2 separate regions of the Homo sapiens genome follow, and region 2 is linked to region 1. The links are chromatin contacts, found by Hi-C or POLR2A ChIA-PET in ENCODE. All regions are on one chromosome and are shown on one strand. The core of a region is the stretch at or near the end of the contact, and the rest is flanking DNA. Distances in the headings are between cores, read along the strand shown.

Region 1 (2,740 bases), core at 165-2,664:
CTTTGGGCTGTATTTGTATAAATACGTTATTGGTATGTATTCCAAAATTTTGGGAAACTCCTATAATTCTGATATAACTTAGTGTACATTATCAGAAATAATCATAATTGTTATGTTAAAATTATTGTGTGCCATAGAGGTAACAAGTTTCCTTGTCAATTGTGTCTTTGACTATGGCTGTCCTAAAATTTTTTGTCATTCATGAACAATTGTCTTATTTTGGTCCTATTAAAATGATGGTTTTATAATCAGCTATAAAACTCTAACAGGTGCTCTTCAATGCAGGTTTCTGATAACTTTGGAGATTGTGACATCAGAATAGAGGAAAAGCTTTCAGGACTCATAGAGAGCTAAAATGTTCATGAGTATCAAGCAGAACAGGAATTACCTGTATGGACTGAACTAATCTTTTTGACTTTTTGCTTAAAATGTTTGCTGATCCTTTGTTTTGTTTTTCAGAGTCTTAAGACTTTTCTTTTAAACTATTGACAGCTTTTAACAATTTAGTATACTTTTAACAATTTGGTATACTCATTACAGAAAATAATGTTTTTAAATTGTTTTCCTTCTTTTTTTCAATTTTTTTTCTAATTTGGAATCACTGAAAACTAAGCTGTTTTTTCTTAAAGCCCTGTGAACTGAAACCAGATAACTTAAACTTCAGAAGAAAGTAACAGCAACATATTTACATACATAAGCCACTTTCATACCTGCCTACTGATGTATAGACTTCAGAGTAATGTGGCCTATATGAATTTTTCAGGATTGTTCTTTTGTTTGTTGTTGTTTTTCTCCCTTCCTCCCCCTATTTTCTCTTCACAGGACATGAGACTTCATAACATGCTGAAAAGGAGCTTTTGGGACCTGCCCATCTAGGAATAAACTGTCCTAGCCATAAGAAATCACATAAAACCTAAGATCAGAGATCCATTTTCTTCTAAACTGCTTTCTCCAAAAGATTTTAAAGACGAAAAGGGGGGAAATGTGAAAGGAAAATATCTTGGGCCCCTAAAATCCCTAAAAACTAGAAGGAAAATTCAAGCTGGAAACTGCTCAGTGCAAACCTACCTTTCATTGTATTCAAAGTCACCCCTCTGCTCACTGAGATAGATGCATATCTGATTGTCTCCTTTGGAAAGGCTTATCAGAAACTCAAAATAATGCAACCATTTGTCTCTCACCTACCTGTGACATGGAAGTCTTTTAAATGCTTGCTCCCGGTGCCATAAAGAAATAGCACTTGGACATAATTTAATTTATTTAGTAAGGCCATTTTTACTTCCTGTAGAAAAGGTACACTCACCAGCAGTTTTGCCATGAGAGTACACCGAACAAAGGAGACAGGGTCATTTATAACCTGACGCATCCACCCTACTGTTGTGTCTGGTTTCCATTGGCTGGAACAGGACCTCACATTCTGTATTTGTCCCGACTGGCTAGCACCTTAGAACTTTTTTAAAGAGGCAAAGGCAGAGGAGAACAAAGGAAGGAGGAAGTAACTTGTGGAATGCTGAGAAAGGTAAAAAAAACTTTTAAATAAGGAAGAGGAACAGGCTATGACCTAATGCTTGCTTGGACCAGTATAAGCATGCCAGGGCAAATATTTAGGAGCATAGGTCTTTGAATAAATTTTGCTTCTAAGAGAAGTTACTATTTATTCCTAGTTACATGGGGAGGAAAGTCTTTGAAGAGGAACCTCTACTTTTACTTTTTACAGAAGCCTTTGCCTTTCTGGATGGAACCAGTGTACTTCTTACACATATTGATTAATGTCTTACGTCTCCCTAAAATGTATAAAACCAAGCTGTGCCCTGACCACCTTGGGCACATGTCATCAGGACTTCCTGAGGCTGTGTCACAGGCGTGTGCCCTTAACTTTGGCAAATAAATTTCCTAAAATGAGATTTGTCTCGTCATTTTTCTCTATTGACGACTATACACCTGAATGTAGGGTCAGCTGAGAGAAAGGACAAGCCAGAGAGACCCAAGTTCAGTCAAGCCTTGATTAACCTGCCGGCTGCTCCATTACAGACAGAGGAGGCAGCCCTGAGCTTGCAAAATGAGGGGTTTATATGGGGGATAGAGACCCTGGGGTCGTTTGTTGGTTAACTTTGCCATATATCACCTTATGACGTTTATGGTAGCAGCTAGATGAAGGAACTTACAGGAGGGTGTAGGTAAAGTTTGTTTATGCTTCCCAGGACCTCCCACTGTGGGGTACGGATGGTTTGTAATTGGGGTTTGTTTATCGTAGCAAGGCCTGATAGGTAAAGTCTGCTGGCTTCACCACGGTGCCTAGATAAGGGCTTAAAAATGTAAAAAGCTTTCAGGGAGGGGTGGGCAGCACGGAGGGGTCTGGGGGGAATGTTGGCAGTACCAAGAGGCTTTTTGGGGTAGTTTGTCCCTAAAACTAAAAATAGTTAAAATCATAAAATTTATGTTATACAGTATATATTTTACCACACATAGACACATTTTTATGCAAGACCAAACACCTGACCCATGGATGACCATACCAAGAGGGAGTGTGGTCAGTACAGAGGCAGTCCTGGAGGTGGGCATCATCTGATCTAGAATAAAACAATGGCCAGGTGCGGTGGCTCACACCTGTAGTCCCAGCACTTTGGAAAGCTGAGGAGGGTGGATCGCTTGAGCCCAGGAGTTCAAGACCAGCCTGGGCAACACAGTGAGACCCCATCTCTACAAAAAATACAAAAATTAGCCGGGCTTGGTGGCATGC
Region 2 (2,700 bases), core at 182-2,681, 71 kb after region 1:
AGTTGAAACTGCCTTGGCCAAATTATGACTGAGACAGTGAAAGAGATCTAACTTAGCGGGCTCCATCTTGCTTCGAACCTCCAAGCTGTCTGTGTTCATTCCTTGGCTGAACTAACTTTGGGAGAAACTTCATTTGTAGTTTATAGTTTAGACAAAGACTGTAACAGCCCTTTCCCAAAGCAGACCTGCTTCTTGCCTGGGGACGAGACTAACAGCCACAGGATTAGAAATTACAGTTTAAGAGTCACGCAGCTGGAGACTACGAGATTCTGACCCTCCCTAAATTGCTCCTAAGATCAGCGCTTGAGATATTTTGGAGACCCTGCAGTTGATGGATCAGCTGGCACCACCCAGATAGATAAACTGGCTCGTCTGGTCTTCTGGCCCCAGTCAGGAACTGACTCAGTGCAAGAAGACAGCTGCAGCCAGGCACAGTGGCTCACGCCTGTAATCCCAGCACTTTGGGAGGCTGAGGTGGGCAGATCACGAGGTCAGGAGTTCAAGACCAGCCTGGCCAATATAGTGAAACCCTGTCTCTACTAAAAATACAAAAATTAGCCGGGCATGGTGTGCCAGTGCCTGTAGTCCCAGCTACTCGGGAGGCTGAGGCAGGAGAATAGCTTGAACCCGGGAGGCGGAGGTTGCAGTGAGCCGAGATCACGCCACTGTACTCTGGCCTGGGGGACAGAGTGAGACTCTGTCTCAAAAAAAAAAAAAAAAAAAAAAAAAAGCAGACAGCTTCAACTCCCTATGATTTCCTCCCTGACCAATCAATCAGCATTCCTGGCTCACTGGCTTCCCACCACCCACTAAGTTATCCTTAAAAACTCTGCGCCCCGAATGCTCGGGGAGACTGATTTGAGGAATAATAAAACTCTGGTCTCCCGCACAGCCGGCACTGGGTGAATGGCTCTTTCTCCATTGCAGTTCCCCTGTCTTGATGAATGAGCTCTGTTTAGGTAGCAGGCAGGGTGAACCCCTTGGGCAGTTACAGAGTCCCACTGCAAAGGTGTACCTCAACAGTTAGGATACTATTTTTCAACCAAAAACAAACTGGAGCTTATGCCTCCGAGCGAGCGTTAAACTTCAAGATATTTACCCTTGGCTGACTGCACGTTTACCCCAGAAAAGCTGCCATGAAGCAAGCAGCTTTGCACGGCTTTTCAATTAGAGTTGGTTCATAAACCAATTGAAATAAAAAAGATTAGCTTTGTTACTTTGTAATCACACCTTAGTTTTTATGCAAAAGGATACTCCCACGATACCACTCTATTCCCCTTTTCATGAAGTTTGGCTCTGAATAACTGCTAAAAATAAAAAGCAAATGTTTTCTAAAGGAAAAACCAAGCAACTCAGAGCCTTTGGCTAGTTTGTAACAACTCCTTCCCACCCCAAAGGAAGTACTGCAGCTCCGGAAAGAAACTCTCCCAGTACAGTGGCCCAGGGCAGACTAGCTGGAATCAGCCTCCCGGGTGGGTTTCGAGGCGTTTCCAGGGTCAGGGGTCAAGTAGGGGCATGTTCCCGGGACACTGCTTCTTTCTGCCAGAAGGACGAAGAATCTGGAGAGTGCAATATTTGGATCTGGTCCTGCTGATGTGTTTCTGTGCTACAGAAACCTTCTCCACCCCTCTTCTACCCAACAGCTAGAGGACATGGGGTCCGGAAGTGCATGTGGCTGGAGCCAGTGTGGTCGCTGTCGTGATGGCCGAGTCCAGATGAGCTGCCGCTGGGGAAACACAGGGTACCTGAGGTCTGAGGTCGGGACGTCTTTGTCCAACCACTAAGAGTCCACATTCTCCTTTGGAGCCGGGTCTCCGTTTTCTCCAGCATCATGGGCCCCTCAAGGAAGCTGATGCATGCCACAGGCTGTCTTCTCAGAAAAGGTACCCAAGAACACATTTTGGGTTTGCATGTGGATTGGGAAGCCCAACGTGGCCTCCAGCGGTGCTCCTTGGCTTTGTCTAGACTGCAGGATCCCACCCATGCCCTGTGGATTTGCCACGTGGACACTGACGTGAGCAAATGGACAATTCAACATCAGTGGCAGAAAGGAGCTCAGTCTGGTTCACACGTGGAAGGCAGCACATTCTGAAAGTGAGTAGATCTGGGGAAGGGTTGGGCATGCGGTGTAGACTGCAAACAGGGCAGCTGGGCCCTCTGTCCAAGGTCCATGGACCATTGACTATGTCTTAAATGTCATTTTTCTGAATATAAAATATCCTATTATCATTGTAGGAAGTGTAGGAAATAGCACTTCAAAGAATAATATTTAAAAACTTGTCTAGGATCCTATGGGCCCAGAAAACAACTCAGTTAATATTATTTGTATTAATGTGTGTCCTTCCAGGCTTTCTGCCCACTCCCAGCCTTCTAAATATTCATCCTGTTTATCTATCTATCTATCTATCTATCTATCTATCTATCTATCTATCCTGTTTATCTATCTATCTATCTATCTATCTATCTATCTATCTATCTATCTACTACCTACCTACCTACTGTGTATCTATCCATCCATCCATTTATATACTATCTATCCATCCATTCATCTATGTATCCATTCATCCATCCATCCATCCATCCATCCATCCATCCATCCATCCACCCATCCATCTATGCATTCATCATATTTATGTATCTACCTATGTTCTATTTATCCATCCTATTTTTCTATCCGTTCTATCTCTCTATCCACCCATT

Evidence for each region. Hi-C counts contacts between places; a loop is a spot of excess contacts on that map. ChIA-PET counts read pairs that join two places held with the same protein, here RNA polymerase II (POLR2A). Pooled maps may share reads with other maps.
Region 2: a loop to region 1 is called in a map of B cell, with 2.8 times the contacts of the local background. The contact joins the promoter of PDE9A-AS1 here to the enhancer-like site in region 1. A Hi-C loop is called at or near these places in 13 of 168 maps with a recorded cell type or tissue (A673, B cell, CD4-positive, alpha-beta memory T cell and 9 more), 1 of 37 single-sample maps with no recorded cell type and 14 of 50 pooled maps. POLR2A ChIA-PET finds 5 or more read pairs at or near these places in 3 of 52 experiments (Caco-2, HepG2 and activated T-cell).

What each region holds. Positions count from the first base shown.
Region 1 is chr21:42,811,410-42,814,149 of GRCh38, reverse strand. No RefSeq gene overlaps it. Among named protein-coding and RNA genes, the nearest start is that of LINC01668, 33 kb to the right of the region's middle. Within about 2 kb of position 1,414, at least 3 of the 41 ENCODE cell types and tissues checked have a DNase peak (open chromatin) inside an H3K27ac peak, as active enhancers do.
Region 2 is chr21:42,740,488-42,743,187 of GRCh38, reverse strand. It overlaps PDE9A-AS1 (PDE9A antisense RNA 1), which reads left to right and starts at 1,431. Exons shown (of 2, transcript NR_183525.1): 1 at 1,431-2,094. The region is part of intron 7 of PDE9A (phosphodiesterase 9A); the gene reads right to left.